Regions from separate parts of the Homo sapiens genome. Here region 1 is linked to region 2. Evidence: chromatin contacts called from ENCODE Hi-C or POLR2A ChIA-PET data. All regions are on one chromosome and are shown on one strand. Each heading gives the region's core, a stretch centred on a gene start or an enhancer-like site at or near the end of the contact. The rest is flanking DNA. Distances are from core to core; before and after follow the strand shown. Region 1 holds the start of PRKCA-AS1 (PRKCA antisense RNA 1). Region 2 holds the start of APOH (apolipoprotein H).

Region 1 (5,893 bases), core at 1,612-4,111, 190 kb before region 2:
GTGTTGTGCCGTTTTTCTCATGCGGAGTGTTTAATTCTGGTTAGTAAAACTTTGAACCAAAAAAAATTCACATATAATTCACATCAAGTGACTAAAGACAGATACAATATGGGCATTTTGATGTGTACATTTGTACTTGACCAGGGCACAATTTATAATATACTAAGAAAACTTTAAAAATTAATTATAAAATGAGTATTTTTAGCACCCTTAGTAACAGCTACTTGTTTTAAACTATTATTTCGTTTTTGGTGACCAAATTATATTTGACCATAATTAAAGAACATATAACCTTAAAATAACATTTAAGAAACACAGTTACAACAGACACATGTTATATTAAATGAAGAAAGGAAAGAAATGTACATGTATTAAAGGGTACTGAGGTTTTTCAAACCCATTCTTTTGAAAAGGCCTTTTTATTCACTTTCATTTAAGTCAATTTAAACCTAAAAAATGTCTCTACTCAGTATGCTTACAGAAAGAGGTGACATCAGTGTTGAGCACATGACTGCCTAACAACCACTCAGTGCTAATCATTGAACTAGTATTCTTATTTGATTATCCTAACATAATAATTGAGCCCATGTATATACGCAAGATATGGAGGATCCAACTGATCAACTGCAGAAAGAAAAACACTCAAAAAATGCTGAGGCCAGGTGCAGTGGCTCAAGCCTGTAATCCCAGCACTTTGGGAGGCTGAGGTGGGCGATCACGAGGTCAGGAGATCAAGACCATACTGGCTAACACGGTGAAACCCCTTCTCTACTAAAAATACAAAAAAAAAAAAAAATTAGCCGGGCGTGATGGTGGGCGCCTGTAGTCCCAGCTACACAGGAGGCTGAGGTAGGAGAATGGCGTGAACACAGAAGGCGGAGCTTGCAGTGAGCCGAGATCGCGCCACTGCACTCCAGCCTGGGCAACAGAGTGAGACTCCCTCTTAAAAAACAAACAAACAAAGAAAAACGCTGAAACCGGCTGGGAGCAGTGGCTCGTGCCTATAATCCCGCACTTTAGGAGGCTGGGGCTGGAAGATCACTTGAGGTCAGGAGATCGAGGCCACCCTGGCCAATATGGTGAAACCCCGTCTCTACTAAAAATACAAAAATTAGCCAGGCGTGGTGACATGCACCTGTAAGTCCCAGCTACTTAGGAGGCTGAGGCAGGAGAATTGCTTGAGCCCGGGAGGCAGAGGTTGCAGTGAGCTGAGATCGCGCCACTGCACTCCAGCCTGGTGACAGAGCAAGACTCCATCTCAAAAAAAAAAAAAAGGCTAAAACAAATGACAAATGGATATGACTGAATCACTGTACCTTTTTGACACAACCTTAAATCTTGGTTTTACTGTTTACTGTATATTATTTGGTACTTCTGGATTCAGTAGTCGGAGTAAAAACAAGTTTCTGTATTCAAACATATCTACAGAATGTCAATATAAAATATATGCATATATACATTTACTATACACATACGCGCACACACACAAGTAGGCAGTTTTCTCATAGCTTTTAGATCTGCTTAATCCACAGACATCTGCAAGCCATTCCCATCTTTTTCAGCAAGAACTGTCCTTCCTTCACACCTGCACGTCCTTCCAAATGGGGGACACAGCTTCAACAGAAGACAGTAAAACCCACGCGCACCAAAAAGTTTACAGAAATGTGTGCTGAGTGATCCTCACTGCCCATGAAGAGGTCCACGCTCAAACATGGCTAATTTGGGGAAAATAAAACAGAGAGTGTGCAACATTGCTGTGCAGATTTGTGTTTTGTATTCCTAGCATGGGAGTTACCATAGAAATAAAAGAGGTAAGTAGTTTAAGAAAAATCCCAGTTGCATGCATCCTGGGGACTGTGAACCAAAGAATGGCCTGAGCAACTCTAGGACTCTTTTTTGCCATGAAGAGAACGATATTTAAATTGGATTTCAACAGAGGAATAACTATCTCTATCAGGAAAAGTCCTGTGTTTCACCTTCCACTACCTGAGAGGCAGCCAAACAAAAGACCAAACGTGAGCCTGGGCAATGGGCAACAGGTAGCTGTCGCTTTGCAGTGACACTGGAGGCAGAGGGACCCTCCTTACCTGGGGTGGTATGCAACTGAGAAAAGAGACAGCAGGAGCTCTCTGCAGGTACATGTGATGAGTGTTTGCTCAACTGAAAATCTAAGCTTAGAGCAATTCCAGAGAGAGAATGCAAGTCTCTACAAGCAGAAATGGCCTGAAGCCATCCTTGCAGCCTAGGAATGGATGGGCCACAGAGGCAACACAGGACAGTAAGAACCAAAGATGATAATCCAGGCAAAGACAAATTCCTCTGCTGCACCTGGCTAGGGATTTCACCAGATCTTTAGGGACCAAAGTTCACACTAGCCAGACAGTTTTGTGGTATTAGGGCACCTGTATCTGTAATTATACCTAAATTGAACAATACGGTAAACTGCAGTAAACTATGCTATGGATTTAATAATTTTCAATTAATCTTTTTATTGTATTAAAAAAAAAAAAGGCCAGGCTGGGCACGGTGGCTCACACCTGTAATTCCAGCACTTTGGGAGGCCGAGGCAAATGGATCACTTGAGCTCAGGAGTTTGAGACCAGCCTGGCCAACATGGCAAAACCCCCATCTCTACCAAAAATACAAAAATTAGCTGGGCGTGGTAGGGGGCACCTGTAGTCCCAGCTGCTCAGGAGACTGAGGCAGGAGAATCACTTGAACCCAGGAGGCGGAGGTTGCAGTGAGCCGAGATCGCGCCATTGCACTCCAGCCTAGGTGACAGAGCGAGACCGCCCACCCACCCCCAACTTTTTTTGAGACAAAGGCCAGAGTTCCAGAACCTTTTCCAATACTGTGACACATGGACAGGGTAGATCTCAGACAGACAATCCACAGTGAGGTTTCTGGCACCCGGGGTGTGCAGTCCACACACAGGAACAGGATGTTTCCAGCAGGAGGAGGAAGCACAAGGTTACACAGGCTTCAGAGTCAGGCTGCCAGGGATCAAATCCCAGCACCTCCTTTTTCCTGTGATGGGGCTTGTTCAACTTCTTTGATATCTCTAAACTAGGGATAACAACAGCACCCGCTTGAGACTATTGGGTGGATTGACTGAACTCATCTATGTAAAATGCCCAGCACACAATAAGCTTCATCAGCTGTTATAATTAAGGTCAGTCCTTGAAAAGGCTTAGTGGAGTTTGGGCAGGTGGCTACACGGTGGGAGAGGATCCAGCTGTGCCTGTCAGTCCCCAGCTGCCGGCCACATGGATGCTCCCCACTCCCCTAGCCACCTCTGCCTGTGTACGCTTCTGACACTACGCTGCCTCTGCTTCCCTCTCCCTGTTCCAGCACGTCGGGCACACACGTGGAGTTGCACTAATGCCATTCCGCTGCAGCTTTCTGCATGGCCCACACCCATCTTTTCCTGGGTGTCCACTCTCAGCCAGTCAGGATGGTGGTTGCCCATCCTGCAGGGGTCCAGGACCTGTAGCCTGTGTGATAGACACCAGCAGCAGCTAGTCTATCAGCCACCTCAGTAGAGGCAGGTGACAACAGTGCAGGCTCTTTCATGATGGTAGACTTTGGAATTAGTTACAGATGAGTAAGAGAAACCCATAGTGAGGGAGGGGGTCTTACCGGTTCATTCATCCATTTAACCACCATTTACAGAATGCCCACTGTGTGCCAGTCAGTATCCAGAATTCCCAAAGAGGCACCTAACGAATGGGAATGCATGCAGCCTGACAGTGTGGGTGGCTTGTCACTTACAGCAGCCTCCTGCCCAGGTTTCTTTAAGCCTTTCAAGGACTGACCTTAATTATAACAACAGCTGATGAGTGCTTATGTGCCAGGCATTTTATATGGACGGATTCATTCAGTCCACCCAACAAGTTTGAGCAGGCACTGTTGTTATCCCCATTTCACAGATGAGGAAGCAGACGCAAAAAAGGCAACCAGGCAAAGTCCCTATCGCCCAACCTACCCAGAAACCAACAGACCCCAGGGCACTTCGAGCTGGAAAGGGCTAGAAAGCTTACCACTTTTTTTTCTTTGAAGCTGAACACTTCTTTGAACGCTTTCTCTAACATCGATTTAAGGATATCTTTGATCTTTGTGGAAACAAAGAAGAATGCTTTAAGACTGCGCTTAGAAATCTGGCCGTTTGGTTTTAAGGTCATTGGCCTCTGCCTACCGTGCTCCTGAATGAATAGCTCAGGACTTCCAGGGCTACCTTTGGGCCAAAAGTTAATAATTTACAGCTGAGCAAGTGTAGGTAAACTGCCACTTTACAGCAAGCTTCTAATCCCTCACTGATCACTTTGAAAATTACAAAGGACATTCACTTCAAGTGTGAGCCAATTCAGAATCAACCTCATGCTAATTTGATATAAGCTGTTCACTGAGGGAAAAAGTCCAAAGGAGGTTCTAACTTATTTTCTAAATGGACATCGTATCAAAATTAAAAATTCAATGACAGCATCTTTTAGCTCAATCATAGTTAAGTATATAATACTGCTGAATTTAAAGTCAGCAGAGATTATCTAGACTTTACTATGAAATATAGACAAGCTGTGCTTTTAAAAGGTTTATTTAAATTACTGATTATAAAAGTAATCCAAGCCCATTTGTGAAAATTTGGAAAATGTGGAAGAGTATAAAGAAAAAAAAAACTACTCATTCTATGAGCACCGAGAGATAAACGTTATCATGTTGGCGCACTTCCTTCTGGCCTTTTTCTCCAGGTACATTTAAGTATATTTTCATTCTGGTCTATTTATAGGCATTTGTACCTTGCCACTCTTCTTAACATCATGTCACTAAACTAGTCTTTAAAAACAATTTCTAGTGGCTTCATAGTATGTCTTACTATGAAGTAAGTCTCCTGGCATATAGTACATGCAGGAAGACCACAAGATATCAAACCAGCCCCTGACTTTTTCTATTTTCTCCAGTACAGTACACCTGGCGTTCACCAGACTATAACATCTGCTTGAATCACATTGTCACACACAAACAGAAACCAAGCAGAGTTAGTAGCAAAAGTCCTAAAAGGTTAGATCCACTGCCAAGCTGGTCATACCATATAAGACAAGCAAAAACATCCTTGGTTATACACATGTGAAGCAAAGTATGATGCTGTGTAATAAGAAATATGTATTTGGCCTCTGGTTGTATTCATCTGTTCTCTCATTGCTATAAGGAAATACCTGAGACTGGGTAATTTATACAGAAAAGAGGTTTAATTGCTTCACAGTTCCACAGGCCGTACAGGAAGCATGGTGACACGTTTCTGGGGAGGCCTCAGGGAACTTACAATCATGGCAGAAGGCAAAGCGGGAGGGAGGCATTTTCCATGGCAGAAGCAGGAGGAAGAAAGAGGGAGCAGGGAGGTGCTACACACTTTTAAACGACCAGATCTCGTGAGAACTCACTCACAGCACCAAGGTGATGGGGCTAAACCATTCCTGAAGGATCCACCCCCATGATCTAATCACCTCTCACCAAACCCCACCTCCAACACTGGGGATCACAATTCCTATGAGATGTGGGTGGGGATGCAGATCCAAACCATATCACTGGTATACATTTAGTTCCTGATGTAGAGCTCCTGAAACCCTTATAAATAGATAGGGAAATTACGTCCCTATCTATTTATATGCATCTTTCGTTCTCATATTTAATCTTTTTTTTTTTTTTTTGAGATGCAGTCTCACTCTGTCACCCAGACTGGAGAGCAGTGGTGCAATCCTGGCTCACTGCAACCTCTGCCTCCTGGTTCAAGCGATTCTCCTGCCTCAGCCTCCCCAGTAGCTGAGATTACAGGTGCCTGCCACCATGCTCAGCTAATTTTTGTATTTTTAGTAGAGACGGGGTATTGCCATGTTGGCAA
Region 2 (5,839 bases), core at 740-3,239:
AGGAAGGGAGGGAGGAAGGAAGGAAGGAAGGGAAGAAAGGAGGGAGGGAGGAAGGGAGGGAAAAAGGGAGGGGAGAAGGGAGGGAAGGAAGGAGAAGGGAGGGAGGGAAGGAAGAAGGGAGGGAGGGAAGAAGGAGGAAAGGAGTGCATAGTTTTCCAATTGAAGTATAATCAAGTAAACACACAGATCTTAAATATTTGGCTTGATGGCTTTTGAAAATTGCATGTAGCCAAGTAACAACCACCTAAAATAGAATATAAACTATTTCGACACCCCTACCCCAAGTTTCCTAATGCAAGGGAGCCCAGCCACCAGGAAACATCATTAAAAACCCTTCTCCTTGTCCTCTCTCAATATCAGGCACTCAGTTTGTAGCTGTTGCTGAAAATATTCTCGTCTCAATTTTAACCTTTTCTCAAATTTTCTTTAACTGATGCCCGACCTCTTTGGTTTCTCTCTCCTTTTCCCCTTCTACTTCAGATCTTACTATACAGAACGACTTGGCTCCTCCTGACTTCATTAGTTTTCTTTCTTCTTCATTCATCAAGGAGATTCTCCACAATAAAGCGGAACCTGGGAATTATCCAGAGAACAAGAATCTCCTTCCCCTTAGAAGGACAAATAGGGAAGGACCACTGTTATTTCACATTAGTGGCAGCACACTCTTCTTATCATGGAACACAATGTTCATTAGGATCGTAATTTAAGAATCATCTGCCTGACAGATGGAGATTTCTCAAGCTGATGTGTCTCAGGGAATTTTAGACCTCTGGATATAAACCAAGATCACCCAAATGAGAGCAAGCGGAGGTTATTTATTCAGAGCTTGCTATAGGAAGGGAGGCAGCCATTAACAGTTGTGTTTGGCAGAGACTCAAAGTCAAAGTCAGACAGAGGAGTGGGAAAGCTTTATAATAGAAAAAAGGAAAGGCTTCAGGTGTGCTCCAACGGATTGTTGGTATGGGGAGGATGGAAGGAAACTAACTAGAAGTGAGGTGTCCATGTGATTGGTTAGAGAAATATGTTTGGATTTCTCTGGTTGGCCTTAAGTTGGGCCAACTGCTATAGAGGTTGTAGGTTTGGCTTTCTAGACCTGTTGCTACAGATGTGTGGGTCAGAGTTCTGTTTTCACATATGGCCTGGCTATTGTCCATTTATATATCCTTTTTTTTTTTTTTAGAGCAAATGATGTAGAAGAGAACTAGGGAATCAAAGACAACCCCCCTTCCGAACCCTCTCAAGCAACAACATCAGCACTGGCCCATTATCTTATCCTACTCAAGTTTTTTTTTCTTCTTCGAGTCCCAAGTTGTTAATTTCAAATCAATTTTCAAATTCCTGAAACAGATCTAGAAACCTGTCTAGACAGATCCAAGACATATTAAGAATGGATGAGGAGGACTTTGTATTGATCTGACGTAAGAGAAGATAGAGAATTCAAGGATAGCTCTAAGGTCCTAACTGGAGCTATAGGAGCTTGCAAGAGAGGATGTTGAGCTCAGTTTGTAGGGAATTAAAGTTGTAAGTGCCTCCTGGAAGACATTCTTTGTAATTATACATCTGAAAACTGGAACATCATTTTAGAGAGGTGGAGACTGAGAACAGAGAGTAGGTGTTTGTCCAAAGTTTATATGCCAAGGCTGTGAGTGAAACAGGAGCTTCGATCTTTTGGTGTTCCATCTACAACATACACAAAACAAAAGATGGAGAATGAGAAGTCCAGGCAACCCCGGAAACAACAAGTTTCTGTCAAAAGCAATAATGAACTGTTTTGTGCCATTAACAAAAACGTTATGAAGACAGAAACCATCTCCCAAAGATTTCATAACAGAGCCACATAAGTGGAAAGTAAATGATTAAAGAATGTGGGTCTCAGAGTTCCATTCAAATCATGATACTTTATCTTCTATTTACAAAGATAAAAGTACACCAGAAAATGGTTAATGTTTAAGCGCTTTCATATTTGGCTCTGTCTTTTTAGCAGACGAAAACCACTTTGGTAGTGCCAGTGTGACTCATCCACAATGATTTCTCCAGTGCTCATCTTGTTCTCGAGTTTTCTCTGCCATGTTGCTATTGCAGGACGGAGTAAGTACTTTTTGCTTTTGAAAAAATAATTAATATATCCAACCCCTTCGTATATGTCAGGGATCAATAATGATAAGTAGGCCGGGCGTGCTTGCTCACATCTGTAATCTCAGCACTTTGGGAGGCCAAGGCAGGTGGATCACCTGAGGTCAGGAGTTCGAGACCAGTCTGGCCAACATGGTGAAACCCCGTCTTTATGAAAAATACAAAAATTAGCTGGGCATCATGGCCGAGGTGGGCGAATCAGTTGAGGTCAGGAATTCGAGCCCAGCCTGGGCAACATAGTGAAACCCTGTCTTTACTAAAAACACAAAAATTAGCCGGGCGTGATGGCAGGCGCCTGTAATCCCAGCCACTCGGGAGGCTGAGGCAGGAGAATTGCTTGAACCTGGGAGGCAGAGGTTGCAGTGAGCCGAGGTCCCCCCATTGCACTCCAGTCTGGGCAACAAGAGCAAAACTCAGTCAACAATAATAATAATAAGAAGAAGAATAATTAAATTCTTTTTTTTTTTTTTTGAGACAGAGTCTCGCTCTGTCGCCAGGCTGAAGTGCAGTGGTGCGATCTCGGCTCACTGCAAGCTCCGCCTCCTGGGTTCACTCCATTCTCCTGCTTCAGCTTCCCGAGTAGCTGGGACCACAGGCGCCCGCCACCACACCCGGCTAATTTTTTGTATTTTTAGTAGAGACGGGGTTTCACCGTGTTAGCCAGGTTGGTCTCTATCTCCTGACCTCGTGATCCACCCGCCTCAGCCTCCCAAAGTGCTGGGATTACAGGTGTGAGCAACTGCGCCCAGCTGATAACTAAATTCTCTTTAGAGTGGATGCTGGAGGGACTGGATTGATACTGATTCTTTAATATTGCCATGTGTAAAGCTCCTCTGTAAGATACGTAGCCAATTTAAGCCTCAGCATACTGACCTGTAAAATGGGGATAATTATAATACCTCCTTCAAATGGTTGTTGAGGGGATTAGATGAGATAGTGTATATGAGGTATTTGGCATGCAACTTGGTATGCTTATAATTGGTAACAGTACACACATTTTTCATTTGTGGGCTTAGCTGAACTTTAAAATGCAAATAGAGATTTGTTAACCATCTGCTTTGTGCCCTCTTTCAGCCTGTCCCAAGCCAGATGATTTACCATTTTCCACAGTGGTCCCGTTAAAAACATTCTATGAGCCAGGAGAAGAGATTACGTATTCCTGCAAGCCGGGCTATGTGTCCCGAGGAGGGATGAGAAAGTTTATCTGCCCTCTCACAGGACTGTGGCCCATCAACACTCTGAAATGTACACGTAAGTCAGTACCTTCTCTCACATTCTCTTCCCTCATTTGGATTCTGGGTATTTTGGAGGAATAAGCTACCTCGTCATGCTCAGAGTGCAGAGGGCCAGTAGATGCTGCAGAAAGCCAGGTTGGAGAGAAATGAGAAGGTCTTGGGGAGTTCTCTCTGTGCAAAGAGAGTAAGGGTAATAGGTGCTATTGATAGAAGAGGAGAAGATCATAGCCTGAAACTAGGGTAGGTTTAAAAATGAGATCTGGTGTGGCAAAAGGAGAAAGAAACACTACAGAAGTTAAAAGAACAGTGGAGAGGCTTTGAAATGTCAACTGATGCCAAAGAGACATTTGGAAAAACAAAATTTGGGGAATCATCATATCTTTGGACTTCACCTGAAAATGAAAGCGGACTTAATAGTTACTGAAATGAATACAAATTTCATCTACATTATGTATATATTATATTATAATGAAATACAAGAAAAGAGGTCAAATTAAAATAATAATATAACGTAAAATATATCAATCTCACTATGGCTTTACTGTAAATGGTTGCTTTTATTTATTTCTTAGAACATGGTTCTATGATATCATGCTAGCATTATTCTTTACAGTCAAGTATTATGCAATCAACCAGATTGAATTTATGGTACATTTAATTATATGTAGAAGTTAAGCAGTAAAAATAGATGTATGGATCTGGTGATTTTGGTTATATGAACAGGACCTTTGTCAAAGTTATGCATGTTCATGCAAGTTGATTTTACTATGCTTTTTTGCTTAAAGAGCCTAAACATAATTTTTAGTAAAAAGCCAATGTAACATCATTAGGGAAAATTTTTCTTTAAATCAGGGCCAGGTGCGGTGGCTCACACCTGTAATCCCAGCGCTTTGGGAACCTAAGGTGGGTGGATCGCCTGAGGTCAGGAGTTCAAGACCAGCCTGGCCAGCATGGTGAAACCTCGTCTCTACTAAAAATAAAAAAAATTAGCCGGGCATGCTGGCATGCGCCTGTAGTCCCAGCTACTCAGGAGGCTGAGGCAGGAGAATCACCTGGGAGGCAGAGGTTGTAGTGAGCTGAGATTGTGCCACTGCACTCCAGCCTGGGCAGCAGAGTGAGACTCTGTCTCAAAAAAAAAAATAAATAAATAAATAAAATAAAAATCAGCTATAACTCTGGAACACTAAAAATTTCATTTTTTTATTTTCCATGCATATCTTTTTGCATTACTGCAGAGAGCAGGTATAATTTTGTATTTTTCTGTTTTCATCAGCATATCATAAAAATTGTATCTCCACATATTTCACAATTCATATTTTATTGGCTACATAATAGTTCAACTTTTGATTTACCATGATTAATTAAAACAGTCCCCTGATGAACCCTTAGACTATCCAATTTTTTTTTTTTTTTTGGAGACGGAGTCTCACTCTATTGCCCAGTGCAGTGGTGCCATCTTGGCACCCTCTGCCTCCTGGGTTCAAGCTATTCTCCTGCCTCAGCATCCAGAGTAGCTGGGACTACAGGCACCCACCATCATGCCCAGCTAATTTTTGTATTTTTAGTAGAGATGGGGTTTCACCATGTTCAGGCTGGTCTCAAATTCCTGACCTCAAGTGATCCACCCTCCTCTGCCTCCCAAAGTGCTGGGATTACAGGCGTGAGCCACTGCTCCCCGCCTGTCCAAATTCTGTTATTAGGAGAAACAGTATAATGAACGCTTTTGTACATATATCACTTGTCTTATTTTGAATTGCTTTCTTAGAATAGTTACCAGTAAAGTTATTGAACCAAAGGATGAAAATGAATTTATATGTTTCATTTAATGAAAAATTCTATAAATAGAAATTTACCTGTTTATGTTTTTTTTTAGCCCAAAGAAAAGTAACATTTTTTATCTTTGTATCACAGCCAGAGTATGTCCTTTTGCTGGAATCTTAGAAAATGGAGCCGTACGCTATACGACTTTTGAATATCCCAACACGATCAGTTTTTCTTGTAACACTGGGTAAGAACTTTCATGGAACTAAGCAGTTAACAGACTGAGCACATTTTTGTATCCTTAAGCTAAACATCAAGACTGGTCTATATTTTGTTTTCAGCCTTTAGGTTGGACTTTCAAATGCAAATCGATTTTAGTCCTGCTTTTTTTTTTTTTTGAGACGGAGTCTCGCTCTGTCGCCCAGGCTGGAGCGCAGTGGTGCAGTCTCGGCTCACTGCAAGCTCCACCTCCTGGGTTCACACCATTCTCCTGCCTCAGCCTCCTGAGTAGCTGGGACTACTGGCGCCCGCCACCACGCCCGGCTAATTTTTTGTGTTTTTAGTAGAGACGGGGTTTCACTGTGTTAGCCAGGATGGTCTTGTAGCATTGAGGGTGGGGTAAGGATTGGAGAATATAACAACTAGTGCAATACGTAGTCACCACTGTATCTAATTTTTCTGCTCCTGATTAATTATCTCAGAGGAGGTAC

The links. Hi-C counts contacts between places; a loop is a spot of excess contacts on that map. ChIA-PET counts read pairs that join two places held with the same protein, here RNA polymerase II (POLR2A).
Region 1: a map of HepG2 shows a loop between it and region 2 (2.8-fold over the local background). The contact joins the promoter of PRKCA-AS1 here to the promoter of APOH in region 2. A Hi-C loop is called at or near these places in 2 of 168 maps with a recorded cell type or tissue (HepG2 and endothelial cell of hepatic sinusoid). POLR2A ChIA-PET finds 5 or more read pairs at or near these places in 2 of 52 experiments (HEK293 and HepG2).

Annotation. Positions count from the first base shown.
Region 1 is chr17:66,413,822-66,419,714 of GRCh38, reverse strand. PRKCA-AS1 (PRKCA antisense RNA 1) reads left to right here and starts at 2,861. Exons shown (of 4, transcript NR_110822.1): 1 at 2,861-3,172; 2 at 3,930-4,745. All of the region lies in intron 2 of PRKCA (protein kinase C alpha), which reads right to left. RefSeq lists enhancers at 2,875-3,374, 5,350-5,644.
Region 2 is chr17:66,225,565-66,231,403 of GRCh38, reverse strand. It overlaps APOH (apolipoprotein H), which reads left to right and starts at 1,989. Exons shown (of 8, transcript NM_000042.3): 1 at 1,989-2,088; 2 at 3,208-3,384; 3 at 5,280-5,376. The coding sequence starts at 2,025.